Linked DNA regions of Mus musculus: region 1 is linked to region 2. A link is a contact called in ENCODE Hi-C data. All regions are on one chromosome and are shown on one strand. Each heading gives the region's core, a stretch centred on a gene start or an enhancer-like site at or near the end of the contact. The rest is flanking DNA. Distances are from core to core; before and after follow the strand shown.

Region 1 (7,700 bases), core at 2,355-4,854, 44 kb before region 2:
CCCAACCAGACCCATGTGGACCACAGATGACAAAGAGAAATGAAGGTCACAGAAATGATTTGCTTAAAGCCACATAGCTTTAATCACTACAGGAGAAGCACAAGTGATGTCACAACCTACCACTGAGCAGGTCTAAATAAAAACATCCAATTAAGTAGCTGAATTGTAACTGATGGCTAATTAGGGATATATGACAGAGCTTAATTGACAGGCCCACTCAAGAGATATTATTGATAAGCTTTAGAAAAAAATAGAGAAACATTCAAGGATATCAATGACAAAACCTTATTGCCGACAAGTCTGTGATAATTCATTTGAGAGGAATGCTCACGGTTCTTCCATGCTTATGCAGAATATGTTTTTCTCTCACACAATCTCTCCCCCCATGTGGACCACAAATAACAAAGAGAAATGAAGGTCACAGAAATGATTTGCTTAAAGCCACATAGCTTTAATCACTACAGGAGAAGCACAAGTGATGTCTTTCTTTCTTTTAGTTTTCAATACAAGGTTTCTCTGTGTAGCCCTGGCTATTCTGGAACTTGCTCTGTAGACCAGGCTGGCCTCAAACTCAGGTCCATTCACTTCTGCCTCCCAAGTGCTAAGATTAAAGACATGACATGCTGGTTGATGGGACTGCCAGGAAAAATCATCATTGTCATTGTTTTGGGATATTGAGACAGGGTTTGTTTATGCAGGCCTTGCTCTACTAGACTAGCTAAGTAGACCAACCAAGCTGGCTTTGAACTCAAAGAGATCCACCTATCTCTGCCTCCTGAGTGCTGAGATTAAAGGCATGCATTACTATACCTGGCTCAGCAACATTATTTTTCTTGACAGTTCATGTAGATGGAGCAGAAATCAGACTTAAATATTTAATAGAGATTTGAGTCTATACTTAATAGGATATACAGTGTGTCTATACATGAAACAGATACTTTGTCTTTATAAACTTAAAAGCATTTTAAAACACACTTGTTACATTTATTTAATGTAATTATTGTGTGTATGTGTGTATGCTATAGTGCACATATGGACATCATAGGGCAACTTGAGGGAGTTGGTTCTCTTTCCTTCTACTGTGCTGGTTCCTGGGATTAAACTCACATGTTGGGCTGGAGAGATGGCTCATCAGGTTAAGAGCACCATCTCCTCTTTCAGAGGTACTGAGTTCAATTCCCAGCAACCACATGGTGGCTTACAACCATCTGTAATGGGATCCAATGCCCTCTTCTGGTGTGTCTAAAGATAGCTACAGTGTACTCACATACATTTAAAAAAAATTATATATATATATATACCTCACATGTCATCAGACTTGATGGTAAACACTGCGGAGCCATCTGGTTGATCTCTGTTCCCATGAGCTTTTAAATTAAGCCACAATTTGGAGACCATAATTAGCTACAGATAACTATATTACATATAAAATGAGGAATTCAGAGATCCAGGATTCTAGATTAAAACAACCACAATAGATTCAGTTTGGGAAAAGGGATGTACGCATCAGAAAGAACTGAGTAATACAAAAAGAAGAACCTGTATTCTCTAATGGGGTAGCTGAAGGGGCAGATGGAAACCATGTGACCATCTCCTCCTCTACAAGCATGGAGGAGGTAAAGGATTTAAGCACTAACCTGAAAACTGAAACTAAATGGGCATCCTGAAATGGCGCTCAAATAATTCAAATTCAATAAATGTTGGGGATATAAGCCTGTGCTAAAGAGTTCTCATAATAAATAACAGACAGTCATAAAACAAGGAATGCTTCTTAGAAGCACAACTAATTAGACTATAATGGGGATTTGGAAATTTGGCAAGGCTTATGAGTAAAACATCCTGTATTGGACAAAGAGTCAAAGAACATTCTGCAGATGATTAAATTACTAAAGCACTGCCCCTCTACAAATAAAATAAAAAAGACCTTGGGAAAAACAATGGTGGCATAATAATGAACAAAGGACAACGGTACCTGTAGGTGTTTGTCCCTTACATAAGTCTGAAGAAACAACCCAGAAAGCTATTAACTTGAAAAGCTAAAGAGAAAAACACAAATACATAAATCAAAAGAACAAAGAGTACATATATAAAACTAACACCTAAATCTCAGCATAACACCAAACATTTAATGTTTTGAATCAATGAGACCATAATAGAGTATGTGCACATATCTAGCATCTATGTGTCCCTAGATACATATACATTATGATTCTTAGTCACACTTCTAAAGCAAGAAAGATTTCTTGTATGGCTCAGACTATAGTCAAGGAAAACAATCTTTAAAAACTTTGAAGTTGGGGGTGAAAAGATGGCAGATAAGAGTTGCTGTTCTTCCAGGACATGGGTCTGTTTCCCAGCATCCAAATGACAAAAATAACCATACATAGAAAATAAAAGCACATTTAAAAGAAGAGATTTTATTTTTATATATGTTTGCCTAGCATATATAAATAACCCTGTATGTATGTTTATATGTATGCAATGTGTGTGAATGTATGTGTATACATGTCTGTGTATATATATATATATGTGTGTGTGTGCCACATAACGCAGTGCCTGCAGAAGCCAGAGAGGGAATCAGATTTCCCTGGACCTGGAGTCAGACACTTTCGAGCCACCGAGGGGAACTGAACCCAGATCCCCTACTAGAGCAGCAAACACTGAGCCATCTCTTCTGTATGCTCCCCACCCCAAATATTAATCTTCAAAAATGAACTTCAACTCTGACAGGAAAGTAGTTAAGGCAGTGGTGGCAGCAGCAGCTACCACCAGGTGGGGATGTACACTGCAAGAGGGAAGCAGACTGGGGGCTTGTCTCTAGAGAGAACTAAGTCACATAGAAAGTAGAAAATACCCATTTAGCAAATGTTCTCTTTTCTGAGATTAAGAAACATAAAAATGAACCAAGACACAAACTACAACCAGCTAAAAAGAAGCTGGTCGTGGTGATGCACGGCTTTAATCCCAGCACTCGGGAGGCAGAGGCAGGTGGATTTCTGAGTTCGAGGCCAGCCTGGTCTACAAAGTGAGTTCCAGGACAGCCAGGGCTATACAGAGAAACCCTGTCTCGAAAAACCACCAAAAAAATAAAAATAAATAAATAAAAAAGAGAGAAAAGCTATATATTTATTTTAACTACAATAAAAAATGAGGGTGCTGGAGAGATGGTTCAGTGGTTAAGAGCACTGGCTGCTCTACCAGAGGACCTGAGTTGAAGTCCCAGCACACACATGGCAGCTCTCAACTGTCTTTAACTCCTGTCCCAGGGGATCCGACACCCTCACATAGACATACATGTAGTCAAATTACAAATGTACACAAAATAAAAATAAATAAATTTTTAAAAAATTGAGTAATGTATTAAAAAAAAAAAAAGTCTCTCTCCAGGTGGTCCTCTGCTATGCCCCTTTGTCATCAGGACACCAAACCTACCGTGTGGTAGTGTTATGTTTGCACCGTCAATGATTGCCTGTGCCAGTTCATGATCATTGCTTTCAAAAGCATGTGCAGCGGCCTTCAAGGCATCCCAGATCTCTTTCCGGCCTTCAAAAGCTGGTGCAGTGTCCCAGAATTCATCCCTCTTGCTGCGCAGTTGTCCATCTGTCATGGGATAGTCACTTTTCCATTTTGGTTTCTCCTTTTTCAAAGGCTGGTTACGACCTAGAGCAACTAAAAAGAGAAAATACTAACATCAATATTCACACACACACACACACACTCCCTATTCTTTGTTAAAAGAAAAAAAAAAGGTTACATGGCCATATTCCTATTTCAGATTCTTTTACCATAATTACAGCTAGAGGTTTGCCTTTTTTGCTGATTTCTGGCTAAAATTCTATTTACTAATCTAGAGAAAATGGAGATAGCTAGCTGCAAAAGTTTCTTTTCTGCTTCTTTTTTTCCTTCCTTGAGACAGGGTTTCACACTGTAGTCCTGGCTGGCTTCCAACTCCTCGCAATCCTTCTGTTTTAGTCTCCCAAGTGCTAGGATTATAGGCATGAGCCACTGCACCAGGATGCATAATTTTCAGTAAATCAATAGCTCTTTTCCAATCATATTTCCAAAGGATGATTAAAAATAATTATGGGCTGGGTGGTGATGGTGTATACCTTTAATCCCAGCACTCAGGAGGCAGGCAAGTGGATCTCTGAGTCTGAGGATAGCCAAGAGTTACATAGAGAAACTCTACCTCGAAAACCCCAAAACTAATTAATTAATTAATAACCAACCAATCAATCAATCAATCAATCACAGGAAACTAGGGAGATGGCTTAGTCAGTAAAATGCCTGGGTTACCAGCAGGAGACAGAGACGGGCAGATTTCTGGAGCTCACTGGCCAGCCAGTCTGGACAAAGAAGCAAACTTCACATTTAGTGAGAGAACCCGTATTATAAATAAATAAACAAATAAATAAATAAATAAATAAATAAAGTAGAAAGTAACACACACAGAATTAAACTGTGGGTTGGGAACATAGCTTAGTTGGTGAAGTGCTTGCACTGCAAGCATGAGGACCCAAATTTAATCCCCATGTATGACCCACATAAAATAAAAGTCTGGCTGTGGGTGGCACATTTGTAATCCCAGACAGATCTTCGGAGGTAGAGACAAGCAAGTAAGTCCTTGGAGTTCACTGCCACCAAGCCTCTTCTATTTGCTGAGTTCCAAACTAATGAGGGACCTATGATAACAAACAAGATGATGGCTCCTGAGGCTGACCTCTGGTCTCAAGCACACATATTAACCCCGCCTCATAAACAAGCATACACACAAGCAGTTGAATCTTTGAGTTCATGGCCAGCCTGGTCTACACAGCAGTGTTCCAGGATATCAAGGCCTACAAAGAGAGATCCTGTCTCAAAAACAAACAAACAAAAAACAAAAACAAAACAAACAACGCCGCATGCCTTTAATCCCAGCACTTGGGAGGCAGAGGCAAGCGGATTTCTGAGTTTGAGGCCAGCCTGGTCTACAAAGTGAGTTCCAAGACAGCCAGGGCTACAGGGAGAAACCCTGTCTCAGAAAAAAACAAACAAACAAAAAACCCACAGCAACAACAACAAAGTAACTATAACAAATGTACAACTCTGGTAAAAGGTGTGTACAATGGGTAATTATGAACAACCCCAGGAAAATATGGGGATTTTCCAGACAAAAGTTCTTTTTTGTTCATTAAAACATGCGCGCACACACACACATGCACATATGCCAGCAGCCAAAAAGAGTAAGTATTTCATCAAATTAACAAGGTCAAAATACGAGTGGCAGATGCAGTAACAGAGACACACGTAGAGTAAATGGTGTGAAATAGTTTGAATATTAGGATCTTTGGACATATAGAGCCAAGAAATTTGAACTGAGCAAATCTAAAAAGGCAAAAAGCTACTTTTCAGTGTTCAAGGGAAACAAACCAGACCACCAAATTCAGGAAAATAACTACTAGAGGAAAGCTTCTTCCAGCTCAGAGAGCTCAGAATATCATCCTCTGAAACTCAAACAAGAGCAACTTTGTAAAGAGCTGGTACAAAGGGATGACATTCTTCTCTCTCTCTCTCTCTCTCTCTCTCTCTCTCTCTCTCTCTCTCTCTCTCTCTCTCTCTGTCTCTCTCCCCTCCCCTCCCCTCCCCTCCCCTCCCCCCTCACAGGAATCAAACAGGTAAGGCAGAGGTGGTGGATCTCTGAGTTCCAGGACAGCCAGGGCTACACAGAGAAACTGTCTTGAAAAAACAAAAAATAAAAAAGAAGAAAGTTCTGTACTGGAATAGATGAAGAATTTGAAAGAACAGCAATGCGGTATTTTAGTGCCAATCCAAGAAGAGGAAAAAGGGAGAGGTCACTCCCTTTGGCACAGGTCTCCTTAGAAAATGATACACAGCAACGTGTTAGAACAAGTCTCCGGCAACCCCTGTACCCAGACACTTTCGTAGCCTACATGATCACTGATCTGTTTTGTATGGGTCATACTGACTTATAGCCATTCCTGCCTATGGGCCTGTAGTTTATACAGTGTCAGGCATAAGAAAGCTTAATAGACATAAGTAAAAAGAAAATTAAACCCTGATGAAAGGATAAAAACTGTGAGGGAAGAGTAGGTGGGTAACAAATGACAGCGAAGGTGGGAAGCAGAGAAGTATGCATCAAAACTCACTGTTCCATGTTTAATTGAACAAAGAATATCTATTTTAAAAAATCTAAAATGGTTCTAAAGTATGCATAAAGTTAATGATGCCCTTACTGGCCTGGACTATGCCTAATACAAATAAAATGACTCTAGCCCCTGGGAAATCTCACCCCTTCCCAGGCTATATTCCTATATGACAGGGCTAACTAATATGGTAAAGTATATTTGGTTTGACACCTGAATTGAAATAAATTTTTCTTACTAAGTCTGACCATTGCTCTCAAGGCCAAACATAACTGGTCTCTCTAGTCTCTCCCACAAAATCTTTATCATTGCCACATGATGATGTTTTGGCCTTCTAACTTGTAATGCAAAGCAGGCAAGTCTAAAAGGATGGGTATAACAGAGTAGAAACCCTATCCATTTAGTAGCATAGCTGGAAACAAAAATCCAAGTCTCCTTATGTAATTAACCTATGAGAGTTAATTCCAATGTGAACAATTCAATCTGTACTAATGGCTTTCCTCTACATTTGGCAAATAATACTGCAAAGTAAAGCTAAAGCACCACTCAAAAAGGTGTCCAAACTATGTCCAATAACCACAATCTACCCACCAGTTCTACCACAGCAAAATGTACATGTAAATTTCATTTTCTGCTGTGTTATCCTCTACATGAGCATATATGCTAAACACTCAGTTTACTGAGCAGGACGTGAAAAGCAGGGCTCCCTCTCCTCTCCCCCCCCCTCTCCCCTCCCCTCTCCCCTCCTCCTTCCTCTCTCTTCTCCCTCTCCCCTCCCCTCTCCCCTCCTCCCTCCTCTCCCCTCCCCTCCCCTCCTCTCTTCTCTCTTCCCCTCTCCTTTCTCCTCTCCTCTCCCCTCCCTCTCCTCCTCTCCTCCCCTCCCCTCTCTCCTCTCCCTCCCTGTCCTCTCTCCTCCCCCTCCCCTCCCCTTTCCTCTCTCTTCTCCCTCTCTCCTCTCCCCTCCTCTCTCTTCTCCCCCTCCCCTCCCCTCCCCTCCCCTCCTCTCCTCTCCTCTCTCCTCAAGGAAGCAGACTCAGTGTGGCATCTACTTGGATAATGCATCAGGTGGACCTGAGCAGTTCAAGTCTTTCACATATTTTAAATATTCTAAACATGTCACTTACTGTAGTTTCTCGTGTCACTGTGAGAGATTCAACAAAAGCTCTACAATCTCACTACCTAATATAAGCAACTCAAAAAAAAAAAAAAAGAGCTCAAACTGGGTATGGTGGCACCCACACACGGGATATATGTATCACTGAGACAGGAGCATAGCAAATTTGCTTAGCTTAAGCAATGCAGCAAGACTCCATCTCAAAAGGAAGCTCTAGCTGGGTGTGGGGTATGGTAGTTCACATCTTTAATCCCAGCACTTGGGAGACAGAGGCAAGTGAATCTCTGAGTTTAAGGCCACCCTGGTCTACAGAGCCAGTTCTAGGACAGCCAGGGCTACACAGAGAAACCCTGTCTTGAAAAACCAAAAACTAACCAACCAAAAACCAAAAAAGTAACCTCTCACATACAGAAAGCCAATAGAAAAATAAATAAAACCAA
Region 2 (6,859 bases), core at 1,200-3,699:
TAATCCCAGCACTCAGGAGGCAGAGGCAGGCGGATTTCTGAGTTCAAGATCAGCCTGATCTACAAAGTGAGTTCCAGGACAGCCAGGGCTATACAGAGAAACCCTGTCTCAAAAAACCAAACCAAACCAAACCAAACCAAACCAAACCAAAAAACTCAAACACAAGTCTTAGTGTGAAAATTAAGCCATCACCATAGTGTTATAATGTTCTGTAAGAATTCTCCAAATTCTTTCACAGAAGTAATCTACCTAAGATGACTTTTTTTTTGGATATTTTATACTCACATTAAAAATACTTGGATCCAGAAGGAAAAGGAAAATACAATATCCAAGTATTTCAGATTATATCTATTATGAGCCAGCTGACTTGGAAAGGCTAGGGTCATTCTAAAATGGTGGTGCTCACATAGCACTATGAATGTTAACCATCATGAAATACATCTGAAGGCTGCATTATACTCCATGTTGATAAAAATCAATATAACCAGATTAAAACTGCTGATGTTTGAAAAGCTAAGATCTTTGCTAACACCCTTAGGAAAAAAGTCATTCCCTTTCAAACAACAACAACAAAAAAGAACTGCTAACATGTTAAACTGAAACACATATTACAGTAACTTTTTGTTGTTTTTTTGGTAACACAGTTTTGCTATGCAGCCAGGTCTGGCCTGGAGCTTAAGATCATCTAGCTCCAGCCTTCAGAGTTGCTGGCTCCAGTTAGCTCTTACCTCTCATGACAGTAATGGAGAACAAAGGCTTCCAAAATTAAATTCCAGAAAGAATTCTTTTATCCCCTACAGACCCGTCTTCTGCCAGCTACATCAGGGCTATCCCGTGTCCTTTCCCCAGAAGAAAAAGACGGGGTACTCCCTCTTTTAAAACTTCTCTTTAGAAAAACTGCAGATTATGGTCCAGAAAACTTAAATGTTGAAAGAAACAGATATTAGAGCTATCTAACTGTAGGCTACTGGTAGAAATTATCTAAAGCTAGGATTTCATGCTTCTAAAAGCTCATGCTAATACTGTGATTGGATCCTAAGTTGCACTGCCAAAAGGCTCAATCTTAAAGGAATATTATAATTTTAACATATGTCAAAGTTATACTGAATGCTAGTAAGTACTAGCATGCTTAACTGGTACCATCTGATCACTGATCTGCCCTCAGCCCAGTGGTATCACGCCCTTTCTACACTTGGGCTTTGTTGTCAAAAGGACCTCACCAAGTAAATAGGCTGTGACGTGAAATCCACTACAAAGGAGCATTTCCATGGACTACTTTTTCACGACAGTTTTCACTGAGTTCTCAAATAACTTGCCCAACATTTAGTGACAGAGATTTTAGTGAAGTGGAACGGCTAAAACATCACGTAAAAAGGGAAATGTCTTGTACAAAAGTTGGGTGCCTAAGAGTCGTCTCAAGGTGTGAAAAGATGTGCCTATTCTCATGCAACTAAACAACTTTAAAATATGCACCCGATTTGAAGGCACCCAATACAAGGTTCGAATCAAATCATGTTATCCCTGGTTGGTGGCTCTTTTCTACAAGGTTCGAACTTCTACACACTCTATATACTGGATGGGCTCCGCACTTTTAAGGTCAATAAAAGCAGAGTCAATCTTACCACTCCTATCCCTCTACAACGACTACGAATGGAATTAAGAGACCTCTCATCACGGTTACGGTAACCCAGAAGTGCGAGTCGCGTTGGAAAAACTTTTACTCAAAGCACTAATCTTATACTGGGGTACTTTCTATCCTGCACGTTTTCCTTTTACGTAAGACACATCGGAATTTGACGAGTGCGCCCCGACGGCACATTGGGCTAACGCCCCTGGCAGCAGCAGAGAGCCACGTTTTCCTCGGGCCGATCGTCTCCCCCCTCCTCCATAAAACACTGCCCATGGCCACTTGGAGACTTCCCCAACCCAGCTCCAGAAACTGGAACCAACCGGGGCAGCTGTCATCCGAAACTCAGGAAAGCTGAGCCCGGCCAACTCTGCCGACGCGGGAAGGGCTGGGGGTGCGGCGGGGCCCGTCGGGGGCACTCCCGGCTGTCCCCCTCCCCGGCCCCACGAGCCGCAATCCGGCAGCCGAGTTGTCCTCCCAGCTAGAGTACCCCCCAATCCAGGCCTAGGCCCGCGGTCCCGCGTGGGGCCCGAAGCGCGTGGCGGGGCCGACGCAGAGCAGAAACGACAAAGGGGCGCGGGGTCGGGACAGGTGGCCGCCGCCGCGAACAATGGGGGGCCGCGGCTGCCCCCTGGCGCCACCTACCTCCCGTGCCGTCCGAGTTCTCGTTGAGGCTGCCCGAAGAGTCGTGCTGGGCGCCCACGCACCCGCCCATGGGGCCGCGGCCGCCACCTCAGGGCGCTCGTCCCGGCCGCCGCCTCAGCCTGCTCCCGCGTCGCCGCCTCGGGCCAGGCGCCGCTCTCTCGCCGCTCAGCCTCCGCCCCCTCGCCGCTCCTCCCACCGCCTCGCCCAGCCCCTTCCTCCGCGCCCACTTCTACCTCAGCCCCCCGGCCGCCTGGCCCGCAGGCCCGGCCCGCGTGCCTTCCTCGGCTCCCGCTCGGCCCCGCCAGGCCGGGCTTGGCCCATCCCGGGCGGGCCGCAGCGCCCGCTCGCCCCTCACTTCCCCGCGCCCCCGCGTCTAGGCAAGCCCCACCACTGCCGCCGCCGCCACCCGGCTGCCAGGCCCCATCGCCCCCGCCCGCGGCGCCACCCTCAGCCGGGCTCGGCTTGCACTCGGCCGGCCCGCTGGAACGGCCTCGAGGGGCGGGGCCGCGCTCTGATTGGCTGCATGCACCGAGGGGGCGGAGAATACCGAGCAGAACCGAGTGGAGACGAGCGCCCGAGGCCGGGAGAGTAGGGGGCAAGCGGAGGTGGGCCGGAAAGAAGGGGGAGGACTCAAGTAAGGACGAAGTGGCCAGCTCGTCCTTACTTGAGGACGAGGTGGGGCTCCTTCTGGTGTGGCCGGTGGGAGAGGGTACCGAGGAGTCGTAGGAGACTCTGGGTCGTAGACGGGCTGGGCGTGCTTAGAGGGGTTAGCCTGACCGCAAGTCCCTGCACCCCTTGAATTTGTGGAAAGCAGCGAGCTGGCCACCGAGTCTGGGTTTCCCTTACCCCAGGTCCGCAGCCCCTGCCATCACTGCGCCCGCTTGGTAGAGGTGCTCTCTGATTGTGCAGGCCTGTTGTCCCGTGCGGGGAGCGAAGGGGCACGGGTGTGTGTATCGTTCCCACAGGCTTCGCTTTACCGACAATACTACCACTCTAGATCCTGGCATTAGACATCTTAAGTCGTCTTTAGAACAAAGTGAAGTATTAATATTAATACTCTGCATTTTATAAACTAGAATTTGGTACATTGACCACGCCCAACATTCTTGGCGGTTACCATCCCAACCTAAGCCAAACTGTTAATGGCCCCTTTGGAGTTGTGCTCCTTGCTGTGGCGCCTTAACATTTTTATCGGCCTGCTTGGGTGCTTGGGTCTTTGAAAGCATTTTTTTTTCTTTTTTTTTTTTTTTTTTTTTGCCTAAGCTGTTCCACTTTTATGCCAGACTTTCCTTTTATAAAACCCTGGGTCAGCTTTTGCTTAGCATTAAAAAAAAAATTTTTTTTAAGTGAAATACCTAAGAAAGAGACAGTCTGCTTCTTAGGATTTGCATTTAAATGTATTCTCATGCACTGCTGGTGGGAGTGTAAATTGGTTCAATCTTTTTGCAAAGGTTTGGCAGTGCCAATCAACAGCTTTAAAAATGTTCCTACCATTTGAGTGGGGTTATTTCACATCTGGGAGTCTAGCTTTCAGAAAAAGTCCAAATTAAAATTTGCGGCCTGGTATTCATTTGCTAGGCAGGCAAAAATTTGGGTTAAACAAACAAAGCTCTGGGTTTATATGAAAACACAGAAATGGCTCTGAAATAGAAGTCCACTATTTTGTCTTAATGCTTGAAGGATTAGCTTTACCGTCACTGTAGGCCTGAGCTCTGAAAAAAATAAGCAGTATACAGTTAGATGTTGTTACGGATTTTCAGAGCTTGCTTTTCCATAAGGGCTTGGTAACAGCCGTGTCACAGAGCCGTCTATCTGATCCTTCCCAGCTGAATGCTCACGTTGTCAGATACTAGTCACTTTATCTCTTCCCTGAAGGAGAGAGGCTGTCTGAGAATTTGCAAAGAGATTGCTTTGTCCTGAATTTCACTCCAGAAATTGCAGCAACCAAGACTTGTACGATGTCTATTAAACAGATGGTAGGCACCCAAATGCTAAGGGCTTTCTGCTGAGCAGTACACTGGCGCCAGCAAGAGAGAGCAATCTAGTGGAAAGATTCTTAGCAGTGCTTGCTCGCCATCCTGCCTGCATCTTAGAACAGAGACACATGTTCCCAGGAGCAGAGTCATGTAGCTGTAACTCAGCCCCAGATCTGCTATTAACTTCCTGGGTTGGAATCTGGCTTCCATCTTGTATTCCCTGTATGACTTTAACTTTTTGTAGAGCCCAGGTTTCTTCTTGCCGGTAAAACAGGGCCAACAAGTAATACTCCAAGTTCTGTAGGGGCACCGTATTAACTCCTCTGTTTACTCCATATCTAGCCTCACCTATCTAAATTCATTGCTTGCCCAATCTAACACTTAAGAAACATGTTCATACATTTATATCTCTATGATTATATATGTATATATATATATATATGATTATCTGTAGATAAATTATTGCTATATATACTCTCCCTTTCCCTTTTCTTTGAGATGGTCTCACTATATAGCTTTGACCTCACCCTCACAGAGATCTGCCTTCCTCTTTTCTGCTGAATGCTGGAATTAATGGCATGAACCATTATGCCCAACTGTGTGTGTGTGTGTTTATTCATGTGTATGTGAATGTCTGTGGAGGCTAGAAAACAACCTTGGATGTCATTTCTTAAGGGTTGTCCACTGAGTTTTGTGTGGGGCGGGTACATGTGAGTGCCGGTCGGGGCCAATCTTGATGCCGAGACCAAAAAAAAAAAGGTGATTAGCAATGGAGGAAAGACACCCAATGTCAACCTCTGTCCTTCATGTGCACACACAAGCAATGTACACAGCACACACACACCTAATAACCTTCTGTAATAACTTTCAGAAACAATGTACAATATACACTTCCCCTACGATTTTTCAAAGTAATAAAAATTTAAAAATTAAATCCAACTGGGCAGTGGTGGCATATGCCTTTAACCCCAGCACTCGGGAGGCAGACTCAGGAGGATTTCTGAGTTCGAGGCCAGCCTGGTCTACAGAGTGAGTTCCAGGACAGCCAGGGCTACACAGAGAAACCCTGTCTCGAAAAACAAACAAACAAATTTAATCCATAGCCATATGTGTTAGAAGGGTATTTTTTTTCCTGGCCTCACAATTGTTGCTGTTTTGGACACTATCTACCCTTGTAGCCCGCAACCAGCCCTGAGCTCTAGGTTTTAAGTCATTGATCTTTATGCCATGATTATTCAAGTTTGGTGGACTTTGTTACTGTAGCTCTACAGTAAGTTTTAGATTTGTTCCTTTTCTCTCTCTCTCTCTCTCTCTCTCTCTCTCTCTCTCTTGAGATGCGGGTCTTTCAGTCTCATGTTTCTCAGGCTAACCTCAGATTCCTGGGCACAAATCATCATAGCCCCATCCCTGGCCCCACCCCCAGGCCACCCCAGCCCCCAGCTTCCAGGGGAGCTGGAACTACTTATATTTGCTATTATTGCACATGGCTTGTTCTTTTCTAAGCTTGTTTTGTTTATTCTGGGCGCCTTGGATTTCTGTATGAATTTTAGGATCAGCTTGCCCATTTCTGGAAAAAGCAGCTGGGATTTTAATGGGAAATGTGTTAAGTCTGTGAATGGTGAGTGCCCGAGTACTGCCATTTTGACAGCGTTACGCCAGTTTGAATGTGGCTATTTCCCCCTCATTTGTGCCTTAAATTCATTCCTGTAGCGGTGGTTTCAGTGCCACGCCTTGGGTTTTGTCACATTTCTAAATTTCCTTTGCCATGCTGCTGTAGATGGATCTGTCATCTTCTACAGATCATTCATGGCAGATATATAGAAATGCCAGTTAATCTTTGCATTTTGGTCATGTATGTTGCAGTGTGGCAGATCTCACTTACTCTAGTCGTCTTTGCATTATGTATTTGGGGCATCTGCGTTGCGGTCCCCACTGACGTCTTTACTCAGCCATTTCCAGGGAGAACCAGCAACAGTGCACAGGGACCAGAGAAGAAGGGACCAAGAATGAGGTACCATGGTGGCAAGCACTGGAAAGGAGTCACTCTGGTGGGCAGCGTGGGATAGTCTTTCTTTCCCAGAGGTTCTGATTCACTTGGTCTGGAGTGGATCCCAGAAACCACTGTCTTTAACCCACACAGCAGAGATTTCCTAATGGAGTATGGTCCACAGATGGACTTTCTGTCTAGAACAAAATGTAGTCCTCGCCCTCCATACCAGACTGTGCTTTGCTTGAGACATTTCTCTCTTCACCCTCATTCCTTCATTCCTCTAAGTCCCAAATGCACATATTACAGGCCATTTCTCCACCCCAGTTGTTTCCCGCGGTCAAACGTCTTTCCTCTACTCATAAAACATAATGCTGAATCTCCATTTGTTCTGGCTCAGCTCTTCCCTGTCTTCTACTGCAATATTTTGACTTTATGGAAGACAAACAGGACCTCCATATAACAGAGGAATGGCAGAGAATAAGACAGTTACTGTGAGCCAGGCATGGTGGTGCACTCCTTTAATCCCAGAGCTCAGAAGGCAGAGGCAGTAAGATCTCTGAGTTGTAGGCTAACCTGGTCTACAAGAGTGAGTTCAAGAGCAAGTTCCAGGACAGCCAGGGA

The links. A loop is a pair of places that touch in the nucleus more often than their neighbours do.
Region 1: a map of left cerebral cortex shows a loop between it and region 2 (4-fold over the local background). The contact joins the enhancer-like site here to the promoter of Ubtd2 in region 2. A Hi-C loop is called at or near these places in 13 of 37 maps with a recorded cell type or tissue (adrenal gland, gastrocnemius, heart and 2 more).

The regions. Positions count from the first base shown.
Region 1 is chr11:32,495,194-32,502,893 of GRCm38, reverse strand. Ubtd2 (ubiquitin domain containing 2) reads right to left here. Exons shown (of 3, transcript NM_173784.4): 2 at 3,433-3,669. Among named protein-coding and RNA genes, the nearest start is that of Efcab9, 29 kb to the left of the region's middle. Within about 2 kb of position 3,604, at least 1 of the 3 ENCODE cell types and tissues checked has a DNase peak (open chromatin) inside an H3K27ac peak, as active enhancers do; it is left cerebral cortex, where a contact is called at or near this core.
Region 2 is chr11:32,450,960-32,457,818 of GRCm38, reverse strand. Ubtd2 (ubiquitin domain containing 2) reads right to left here and starts at 2,449. Exons shown (of 3, transcript NM_173784.4): 1 at 2,273-2,449. The coding sequence starts at 2,342.